Linked DNA regions of Homo sapiens: region 1 is linked to region 2. A link is a contact called in ENCODE Hi-C data. All regions are on one chromosome and are shown on one strand. The core of a region is the stretch at or near the end of the contact, and the rest is flanking DNA. Distances in the headings are between cores, read along the strand shown.

Region 1 (5,316 bases), core at 2,459-4,958, 5.4 Mb after region 2:
TTTTTTTTTTTTTTTTGAGACAGAGTCTCACTCTGTAGCCCAGGGTGGAGTGCAATGGCACGATCTCAGCTCACTGCAACTTCCGCCTCTCGGGTTCCAGCGATTCTCCTGCCTCAGCCTCCTGAGTAGCTGGGACTACAGGCGCCTGCCACCACGCCCGGCTAATTTTTGTACTTTTTAGTATAGACGGGGTTTCACCATATTGGCCAGCTGGTCTCGAACTCCTGACCTTGTGATCCGCCTGCCTTGGCCTCCCAAAGTGCTGGGATTACAGGCGTGAGCCACCGTGCCTGGCCTAAAAGACTCCTTTCATTACACCAAAGCTGCTGCTGATTCAATAAGTACAGAATGATTTGTGACTTTAACAGCAACACCAAAAACAGGTTATTCTTCAATCTTTTAGGCTAAAATTACTGCAAATGATACATGACTTTAAGAAGAAGGCTGAGTCATAGCCAACACCTGAGGACTTCATTTTCTATGTAAAAAAAAAAAAAAACAATTTTGCCATTCTTAAATCCAATAAATTTAAATCTTAAGAAACTAAAATCACATTTGAAAAGGCTAGACCCACTCACATCTCATTTTTGTGCATTTTGCTGGGCACTGTCAGTGTTGGAATGGTGACTATAGCAGGCAGGAAACAAAGGAGGACTCATACCTTATATACAAAATTATAGAATCTCAGGGTTAGAAGGGTTTCCAGAAGTCATTTAGACCAGTAGAATTTAATGGGCTTACACAAGTTCTAAAAAAAAGGCGAGGAGGATTAGACATACAAGTACCTATCATTCATTCATTCATTCATTCATTTATTGAGACAAGGTCTCACTCTGTTGCTCAGGCTGGAATGCTGTGGTTTGATCATAGCTCACAGCAGCCTGGAACTCCTGGAGTCAAATGATCCTCCTGCCTTGGCCTCCCAAAGTGTTGGGATTACATGCATGAGCCACCGTACGCAGCTTTCAACTTTTTTTTTGAGACAAAGTCTCACTCTCTTGCCCAGGCCGGAGTGCAGTGGCACAATCTCGGCTCACTGCAATCTCTACCTCCCCAGTTCAAGCGATTCTCATGCCTCAGCCTCCCAAGTAGCTGGGATTACAGGCATGCGCCACCACGCCCGGCTAATTTTTGTGTTTTTAGTAGAGACAGGGTTTCACCATGTTGGCCAGGATGGTCTCGAACTCCTGACCTCAGGTGATTGCCCTTCCTTGGCCTCCCAAAGTGCTAGGATTACAGGTGTGAGCCACTGCACCCGGGCTCAACTTTTAACCGAGCAAGAATATTTTAAAAACCAAAACCATCTACCATCGGCACCTTTTTATAAAAGAGCATTTTAATGACACATATGTGAAAAGACTAAATCTCAGAATGAAATATAATGTGAAATCAGATAAATAAATGAAAGATGTATTGCTTACTTTTCTCACATCCTCATGGCAAACTTTGTTAGCCACTTGCACCTGTCCATACACAGATCTTTGGGAATCACTAATTTAGACCACTTCATGCCCACCCTTACCCTGCCCCCGGCTTCATTGAGCATTTTTATCACAATACCAAAATATCCGTCTAAATGTATACCTCATCCCCTTATGGAGAACTCCTCAAGCTGAGGAATCCATTAAACTTTGGATGTGTGTGAGAAAATTAGCAGAAAAGGAGTGATCTCTGGAAAACTCAAGATGCTTAAACTTGGCTTTTTTTTTTTTAAGACCAGAATTGATTAATTAATTAATTTTTTAGATGGAGTGGAGTCTCGCTCTGTCTCCAGGCTGGAGTGCAGTGGCACGATCTCGGCTCACTGTAACCTCTGCCTCCCAGGTTCAAGCGATTCTCCTGCCTCAGCCTCCCTAGTAGCTGGAGCTACAAGGCACATGCTACCATGCCCAGCTAAGTTTTGTATTTTTAGTAGAGACAGGGTTTCACCACGTTGGCCAGAATGGTCTCGAACTCCCGACCTCAGGTGATCCAGCCGCCTCGGCCTCCCAAAGTGCTGGGATTACAGGTGTGAGCCCACCATGCCCGGCTGCATTTTATATCAGAATTTAACAGCAGATTTTAACTTAGTCAAAACATGCTTTAGAGTCACCAAAGGAGAATGATGTCTAACAGTGCTGATTTGGGAGTTGGGCACCCTGAGTGTTGGTTGGGCTTTAAAAACTTCATGCTAAACTTCAGGGGAAGTCTCCTCCCCTCTCTCTTCAGTTGTCTTCCGAGATGAACCCTATTACTAATTACTTGACCACCTTTCAAAGTTGCAGTTAAAATTCTTCACATTTTTCTCCCATTTCTATTTAATTAATTATTTTTTTTTTGAGACAGGGTCTCTCTGTTGCCCAGGCTGGAGTACAGTGGCGTGATCTAGTCTCACCGCAACCTCCGCCTCCCGGGTTCAAGCGATTCTCAGACTCCCGAATAGCTGGGGTTACAAGTGTGCGCCATCACACCCGGCTAATTTTTGTATTTTTAGTAGATACGGGGTTTCATCATGTTGGCCAGGCTGGTCTCGAACAACTGACCTCAAGTGATCTGCCCGCCCCGGCCTCCCGAAGTGCTGGGATTACAGGCGTGAGCCACTGCGCCCGCCCCCCATTTCTATTTTAATTAAATTTTATTTAGGATAGGCTTAGCTTAAATTTTTACGACTGAGGTCTGACTTAAGATGATAGCATCAACCATGGAGTTTTCTTTCGTGAACATTATTATTACTAAGCCCAATTTTCCCAGGTCAAATTTTGTAAAACAAAACGTGGTCAAAATTTGATTCTCTGATCGATTTTTTGTAAAAAAGAAAAAAATTACCGTGTAGTTTTAAATGTTGTCAATTAAATTTTGTAATAGTTACCTCTACTCTGTTCAGGTTAATACTGAGGTTTTCAACAAGACCAACATACGATTCTTTTTTTTTTTTTTTTTTTTTTTTTTGGTGGGGTTGAGGGGACATAACAGTTTTTTCACTCTTGTTAAATTAATTTTCTGTTGATTCCATCTATCCTTAATCTTCATTATGAGCAACATACCAGGTTTTCTTCTGAAGATCATATGTGGTAGTGAGGCAATAATGCAAAGACATAGGATGGCAGGGGGATTCCGGCTTCTTTCTTTCTTCCCCTCCTGTGGAAAGAGGGTCTATAACACTCCGTAGTAGATAGGACAATTCTAATTATGAAGGGTAATTAGCTAGGCTCTGCTACAACCGAGAGCCCTGAGAGATTCCTCGACGCTGGCTGCTTTTCTCTTCCTCTCCACCAGAGGCGACAGCCTCTTTCCAAACAGAAACTGGGTTGGAATAGGCCGGTCCGGGGGAACGGCCAGAAGAAAGATCAAAGGTTAAAAACCGCCTCAAAGAGCACAGGTCAATACCCAACTCCTAAGGAGGCCTTAAGCTTTCATCTGCCACGAAACATGAAGGTGACTCCTCCCAATATCAAGGCCGGGGGGCCACTCAGCCTTCCAGAGACCCGGCGGGTCCGAGGCGAGTAACAGGTAACACCTGCTGAGCCGCCGCCGACCGGAAGTGGAAGAGAGCCCGGGACGGGGGTGAGGACAGGCCGCGGCACGCCTGCGCAGTCAGCAGGAGTTGCAGCGCTCATGCGCAGCTGGGCGGTGACAGGGTGACGCTCGGAGCGTGGGCCGCGACTCTCACGGATCCGGTTCCGCCCTCTCGCTGCCGATCCTTCGGAGCGAGCGCCCGAGATCCCTTTCCCAGAGTGCTCTGCGCCGTGAAGAAGCGGCTCCCGGGGACTGGGGGCATTTTGTGTTGGCTGGAGCTGGAGTAACAAGATGGCGTCGTCCGCGGAGTGACAGGGGTCCCTCTGGGCCGGAGCCGGCGGCAGTGGTGGCAGCGGTATCGCCGCCCTAGCTCACCGCGCCCCTTTTCCAGCCCGCGACGTCGCCGCGCAAGCGAGGCAGCGGCGGCCGCCGAGAAACAAGTGGCCCAGCCTGGTAACCGCCGAGAAGCCCTTCACAAACTGCGGCCTGGCAAAAAGAAACCTGACTGAGCGGCGGTGATCAGGTTCCCCTCTGCTGATTCTGGGCCCCGAACCCCGGTAAAGGCCTCCGTGTTCCGTTTCCTGCCGCCCTCCTCCGTAGCCTTGCCTAGTGTAGGAGCCCCGAGGCCTCCGTCCTCTTCCCAGAGGTGTCGGGGCTTGGCCCCAGCCTCCATCTTCGTCTCTCAGGATGGCGAGTAGCAGCGGCTCCAAGGCTGAATTCATTGTCGGAGGGAAATATAAACTGGTACGGAAGATCGGGTCTGGCTCCTTCGGGGACATCTATTTGGCGATCAACATCACCAACGGCGAGGTAATCATCTGGGGTGGGGTTCACGATAACGCTGCGCTTTTACTCATTCCCCCCACCACCACCGTGCACCCCCAAAGTGCTCGGGCCTCTCCTCATCGCACGCACTCGCCAGGGAGTCCAGGGAGCTAGTTTTCCTGGCTTACGAACCTCGTCCGCTGTCTCCCTAAAAGGGTCAAGAACCCGATAGAAAGGTTGGGGGAACTAGTTTCCCACCTTGTTAAACACGTCCCATAAATGTCCCTTAGTCGAGCTTTTTTTTTTTTTAACCGTCTTTTAAGGTGGAAACGGCAAAATCCTCTTTCAGTGATTCCCATGTTTTTTTTTTTTTAATTCTTAATTCTACTGGGCCTCTTGTTCCAATTAGAACAGTTTCCGATCGCCTAGTTCCTTAAAAACCTCTCACTACGTTCAGAGGTTGCCTCTTTTTTCTGGATGAATCATTTTCCTGCACTTTAGAGGACGTACGGATTTCGTCACTACCCCCTGAAGAGGCCTTTGAGGCTGGTTGCCTCGTTTTATAATTACCGAGAGCTTTCTCTTTCCAGCTTTTCACTTCTTCTTGTAGTCGCGACTTGGAGTTTTGCTAATGTCTCCCTCCTTTCCTAAGTGACATTGAATCCGTAGGGATGTTGATGCCATCATCCCCTCTTTCCCCTGCAGGAAGTGGCAGTGAAGCTAGAATCTCAGAAGGCCAGGCATCCCCAGTTGCTGTACGAGAGCAAGCTCTATAAGATTCTTCAAGGTGGGGTTGGCATCCCCCACATACGGTAAGAACCCGGTGCATATAGGCGATCCGCTGAGGGAAGCACGGAATGGGGAAGTGGGTAGAGGCAGGTAATGAGACCAGCTGAATCCGGGTCTTGGTGTTTTAGTTACCTGGGTTCCCTATAGCTGGTGGTTTCCTGTAAGTCAGTCATCTCAATTACTGAGTAAATTTCAGTTTGCCAACTTATTTCATTGTATTACACTGCTCCATTTCGCTTCCGTCATTCTCACTCTTCCCGAGGCTTT
Region 2 (5,379 bases), core at 385-2,884:
CCAGAATTTCCACCCAGTTGCAGAAACTGTTCTTTCCCTTTTTAATTCCAGATTCGTACTTTCATATTTTTGTTTGTTTTGTTTTTTTGAGACAGGGTCTCACTCTATTGCCCAGGCTTGAGTGCAGTGGCTCGATCACAGCTCACACCAGCCTGTCTCCCGGACTCCATATTGTAATGCCCAACCTTGTTTTTACTAACCCTGTTTTTAGACTCTCCCTTTTTCCTCTGATCACCTAGCCTTGTTTCCACTTGAATTGACTCTTGCTTAGCTAAGAGAGCCAGACAGACTCCATCTTGGCTCTTTCACTGGCAGCCCCTTCCTCAAGAACTTAACTTGTGCAAGCTGACTCCCAGCACATCCAAGATGCAATTAACTGATAAGATACTGTGGCGAGCAATATCCGCAATTCCCAGGAATTCGTCTGATTGATAGCACCCAAAGCCCCCAGTCTATCACCTTGTAATAAATAGTCTTAAAGCCCCTGCACCTGGAACTGTTTACTTTCCTGTAACCATTTATCCTTTTAACTTTTTGCCTACTTTATTTCTGTAAAATTGTTTTAACTAGACTCCCCTCCCCTTTCTAAACCAAAGTATAAAAGAAAATCTAGCCTCTTCTTCCGGCTGAGAGAACTTTGAGCGTTAGCCATCTCTTGGCCACCGGCTAAACAAATGGACTCTTAATTCGTCTCAAAGTGTGGCGTTTTCTCTAACTCACTCAGGTACAACAATATTTTTGTTAAGTGGCCTCTTGTGCATATCTTTTTTTGTTTTGTTTTGTTTTTATTTGAGATGGAGTCTCGCAATGTCGCCCAGGCTGGAGTGCAGTGGCGCAATCTCTGCTCACTGCAACTTCCGCCTCCCAGGTTCAAGCGATTCTCCTGCCTCAGCCTCCCTAGTATTTGTTGTCTAGGGATTGTTGCATTTTACTTTTTTTTTTTTTTTGAGATGGAGTCTCGCTGTGTGGCCAGGCTAGAGTGCAGTGGCGTGATCTCCGCTCACAGCAACTTCCGCCTCCCGGGTTCAAGCGATTCTCCTGCCTCAGCCTCCCGAGCAGCTGGGATTACAGGCGCCTGCCACCACACCCGGCTTATTTTATTATTTTATTTTATTTTTGTTTTTTAATAGAGACGAGGTTTCACTATGCTGACCAGGCCGGTCTTTTAACTCCTGACCTCGTGATCCTCCCGCCTCGGCCTCCCAAAGTGCTGGGATTACAGGCGTGAGCCACCGCACCCGGCCTCTTGTGCATATCTTTAAAACACCTCCACAACTAGCAAAGTGCCCTGGCACATAGCGCTCAAAAAACGTTGGACGGGATAGTGGTTGAACAGCTCCAAATAATAAACTGGTAGCCTGGGGCGGTGGTTCCACTAGTCTAATCCTCTAATTTTGTGCCTTTCTGTGGGAAGTGAGAATGCTTAACCTCGGGGCTGTGCTCAGGCAGCACCTGACCCTAGCCAGGGTTGGGGCGGACCTCCTACCGCGGGCTAGGTACTGAGGGCCAGTGCAGCACGCGTGGTCCCGCCCTTCCCAGCCCGGCGGTAGCGGGAACGCAACGCGCGGTGCTGGCTGGGCCTCGACGCGCACCGTAGCGACTGCCCGAGAAGGCGGGGCTCGGAGTTCACCCCGCCCCGCTCCCTACCTAAGGCGTGAGGCTACGAGCGGTCGGCTGTGGCAGCTTCTCTTGTCTCTGACGGCTTGTAGTTATGGGGCAGGAGCCGCGGACGCTGCCGCCCTCCCCCAACTGGTACTGCGCCCGCTGCAGCGATGCCGTGCCCGGGGGCCTCTTTGGCTTCGCCGCGCGGACCTCCGTCTTCCTTGTCCGCGTGGGCCCGGGCGCAGGCGAGAGTCCAGGGACACCCCCGTTTCGAGGTAACTCACCACCCTTGGGCCCGAGACTTACTGCCCTTTGTACGCTCCCCAGGGGCGCCGAGTGGACGACTCCACCCCGTTTTCTACAGCTAGGGAAACTGAGGCCCAGGCTGGGAGGAGAGGCAGCCCACAGTCACTAAGCTGAGTTGCTTCTGGTCTCCTAATGAGCTACACCATGCTGTGGCCGAGCGGTCCCGCCTCCTGGAGCTTCCACGTGGGGCCGCTTGCTTACTGAAAAGTTAGCCTTGTATAGTCTCGGCCATTTATATGGCTCCCCTGCCCAGCCTGGTGCGCGCCAGCCCCCCGGGAGCCTTCCTGGGGTTGGGGGCTAACCACAGCTGCAGGCCCTAAGCAAGATCCTGCAACGTGTGGCATTCCTTACTGTAAGATGAATGGGTTGAACCAGATGCTTTCAGGCTCCAAACTAGGCTTTGATTGTGCCTTAGGATATGACATGCCAGGTGATTTATTCTGGCCACATCTAAATAAGAGTCACTTTCACATTATTTGAGCTGCTTTCCAGTCTGTGAACTAAGCAGAGCAAGGTATATCAACATTCATTTCACAGTTGAGAAGCTGAGGCTCAGAGACTTGTTCGAAGTCACGTGGCACAGCCAATATCAGCACTTGGGAATTCTGAGTGTAAGTCCGTCGGTGTTTCAGTTATACCATGGGTTAAGTAACTCCAAAGCATCTGCTCACTTGTCATCCAACAACAGTATGATTCTGCCAGGAACCTTGGATAGCACTTCGATTAACCTAGCGTCTGGTTTTGCTTAAAGTCATAGGAGAGTTGGTGGGACACACCGAAAGGGTCTCTGGCTTCACATTTTCTCATCACCCTGGTCAGTACAACCTCTGTGCCACCAGCTCCGACGATGGGACTGTGAAAATATGGGATGTAGAGACAAAAACAGTTGTGACAGAACATGCACTCCATCAGGTACCATGGCTTACTGGTTTCTCAAACCGTTTTTATCTATCTGTGCTGAGGGTTCTTCTGTTGCAAGCTAGTTTTGCTAGCTCATCTGTGCAAAGTAACTTGTAATTGTGTTCATTAATTAGATAAGAAACTATATTGTAAGATGTCTCAACTTTTTTTGAAAGGAGATATATACAAACCAGAGGTTGGCAAACTGCTCTGTGCCTGTTTTTGCAAATAGGTTTTATTAGAATACAACCACACTAATTCATTTAAGTATTGTCTATGACTGCTTTCATGCTACAAGAGTTGAGTAGTTGCAACAGGCATGGTATGGCCCACAAGGTCTAAAACAATTACCCTCTGGTTATTGATACAAATGGACTCCTGATATAGACTGTAAATGCGTGAATGAAACTCATTTCTAAGCTAGATAGTTACTTGATGTACCTGCCTTTTGAGAGAACAAAGGAAAAGACCTACTTAATAAGAACTTTGCATTAAGCTATTTAAAAAATTTTTAATGATTATTTGATCCCCAGTAGTCTAAATCTTCCCACCATTTTGTTAATATCGTGTTGCTATAGAAGTACTACTAATAAGTATTAATTACTTTTTTTTTTTTTTTTGAGACGGAGTCTGGCTCTGTCGCCCAGGCTGGAGTGCAATGGCGGGATCTTGGCTCACTGCAAGCTCCGCCTCCTGGGTTGACGCCATTCTCCTGCCTCAGCCTCTCGAGTAGCTGGAACTACAGGAGCCCACCACCACGCCCGGCTAATTTTTTTATGTTTTTAGCAGAGATGGGGTTTCACCATGTTAGCCAGGATGGTCTCGATCTCCTTACCTGGTGATCCACCCGCCTCGGCCTCCCAAAGTGCTGGGATTACAGGCGTGAGCCACCGCGCCCGGCCGTATTAATTACTTTTAATGTGTATATGTAGCATTATGCTGGTTTGTGATACAAGTTAAAAATTAAGTAGAACTTCAGCATTGACAATAACAAATTTTTGTTTTGTTTTAAAGCATACGATATCAACATTACATTGGTCTCCTCGAGTAAAGGACTTAATAGTATCTGGGGATGAAAAAGGAGTAGTTTTCTGTTACTGGTTTAACAGAAATGACAGCCAGCACCTCTTTATAGAACCCAGGACAATTTTCTGTCTTACTTGTTCACCTCATCATGAAGATTTAGTAGCCATTGGGTAAGTACTATGCCATCTGTATTGATGATTTTTGTTTGTTTATGATCGTGTTTTGCATTTTCTTTACCTTCTCTGTCCTTTTATTCCTCAAAGGAAACCATCTACAGATGTTAACCACTCCCCCTGAGCCCCTGGCATCATTTATTCCTCCAGGTCTTTACTGTCTCTGCCACTCCGTTTTTGTTTCCTTGGTTTCCATGGTACTGTACTTTCTTCGTTTTTCGGATCTAACTCCTCCAATCAACCTTTACGTGTAGGAAATGTCCTCTTTCACCTTTTTCGCTTTCTCTACTGCCCGTTGATACAACATGAACTCCCAGGTGTCAGATGACTTTGCTGGGTCTCTCTAGTTCTGAGCGCTCCCTTTAGATTGGGAAAGTGATGCGGCATTGGGATCTGTTTCCTTGTTGATCACCAAGGTTGTTTCACATGAGCTGCCTGAATATACATCCCCGTTTCTTTCACCATTTCATGTACTTCTCACTGAAAGATGTCTATTTTCTCTAATTTGAAGACTTAAGCAATTTCCCTAGAATGTTGAAGGAGAAATTCTGATTGGAGTGGATTTGAAAGACTGGGGGCTAAGGCAATAGAGATACACAAAGAGACAACAACTCTTTCACAAAGTTTGTTGTAAAAATGTGCATATACATGAAGCCAGAGGGGATAGATGGGGTCAAGGGAGTATTAAATGGAAAATACCAGGGACCTGTTTTTATGCTGATGAAAGTAAGGCTTGAAAAGAGGAAGAGCTTGTTGCAGGAGTAAACTATGATAAATGCAGGGGTATTGCTGAAAAGTCAAGAGGGGATTGGATTCAGATGACAAGAAGAAAGAACAGCTGGGAATATAGAAATAGGTGCAGGTAGATTTGTAGATGTGCTTGGAAGAAAAAGGTGTTCTATTCTGGTATTTCTGATTTTCTCATTGAGGCATAAGTCAGAGTGGTAGAGTCAAGTTCATCATGGGGTTGAAACTGGATATGCAAAGAAGGTATGAAAATGGTCAAAGAGAATAGGAAAACGAATGTACTAAGGAAAATTATAGGCCCAGTGTTCACTGTTGAGTGGCAAACAAAGAATCGTGGCCATAAATTTAAAGTAAACCCAAACTGTTTGAGAAAGGAGATGGTTGGATTCAGCCAGGTTTGGGGCTTTGTGGAGTAAGTACTCTTGAGGGAGAGGGAGAAGGAGACGGGGCGTACGGGTATTTTTAAAAGTTGATGATAAGGCTGGGCGCAGTGGCTCACACCTGTAATCCCAACACTTTGGGAGGCCGAGGCGGGTGGATCACCTGAGGTCAGGAGTTCAAGACCAGCCCGGCCAACATGGTGAAGCCCCATCTCTACTAAAAATAAAAAATCAGGCCAGGTGCA

The links. A loop is a pair of places that touch in the nucleus more often than their neighbours do. Pooled maps may share reads with other maps.
Region 1: a pooled map shows a loop between it and region 2 (6-fold over the local background). The contact joins the promoter of CSNK1A1 here to the promoter of GEMIN5 in region 2. A Hi-C loop is called at or near these places in 5 of 50 pooled maps.

The regions. Positions count from the first base shown.
Region 1 is chr5:149,549,831-149,555,146 of GRCh38, reverse strand. It overlaps CSNK1A1 (casein kinase 1 alpha 1), which reads left to right and starts at 3,708. Exons shown (of 10, transcript NM_001892.6): 1 at 3,708-4,305; 2 at 4,966-5,072. The coding sequence starts at 4,183. It also overlaps a transcript of ARHGEF37 not described here. RefSeq lists enhancers at 3,131-3,200, 2,758-3,551, 3,251-3,920, 3,951-4,010, 4,141-4,200 and 2 more.
Region 2 is chr5:154,934,466-154,939,844 of GRCh38, reverse strand. GEMIN5 (gem nuclear organelle associated protein 5) reads left to right here and starts at 1,634. Exons shown (of 28, transcript NM_015465.5): 1 at 1,634-1,877; 2 at 2,660-2,820; 3 at 3,823-4,004. The coding sequence starts at 1,712. RefSeq lists enhancers at 1,336-1,385, 1,776-1,955, 1,547-2,138.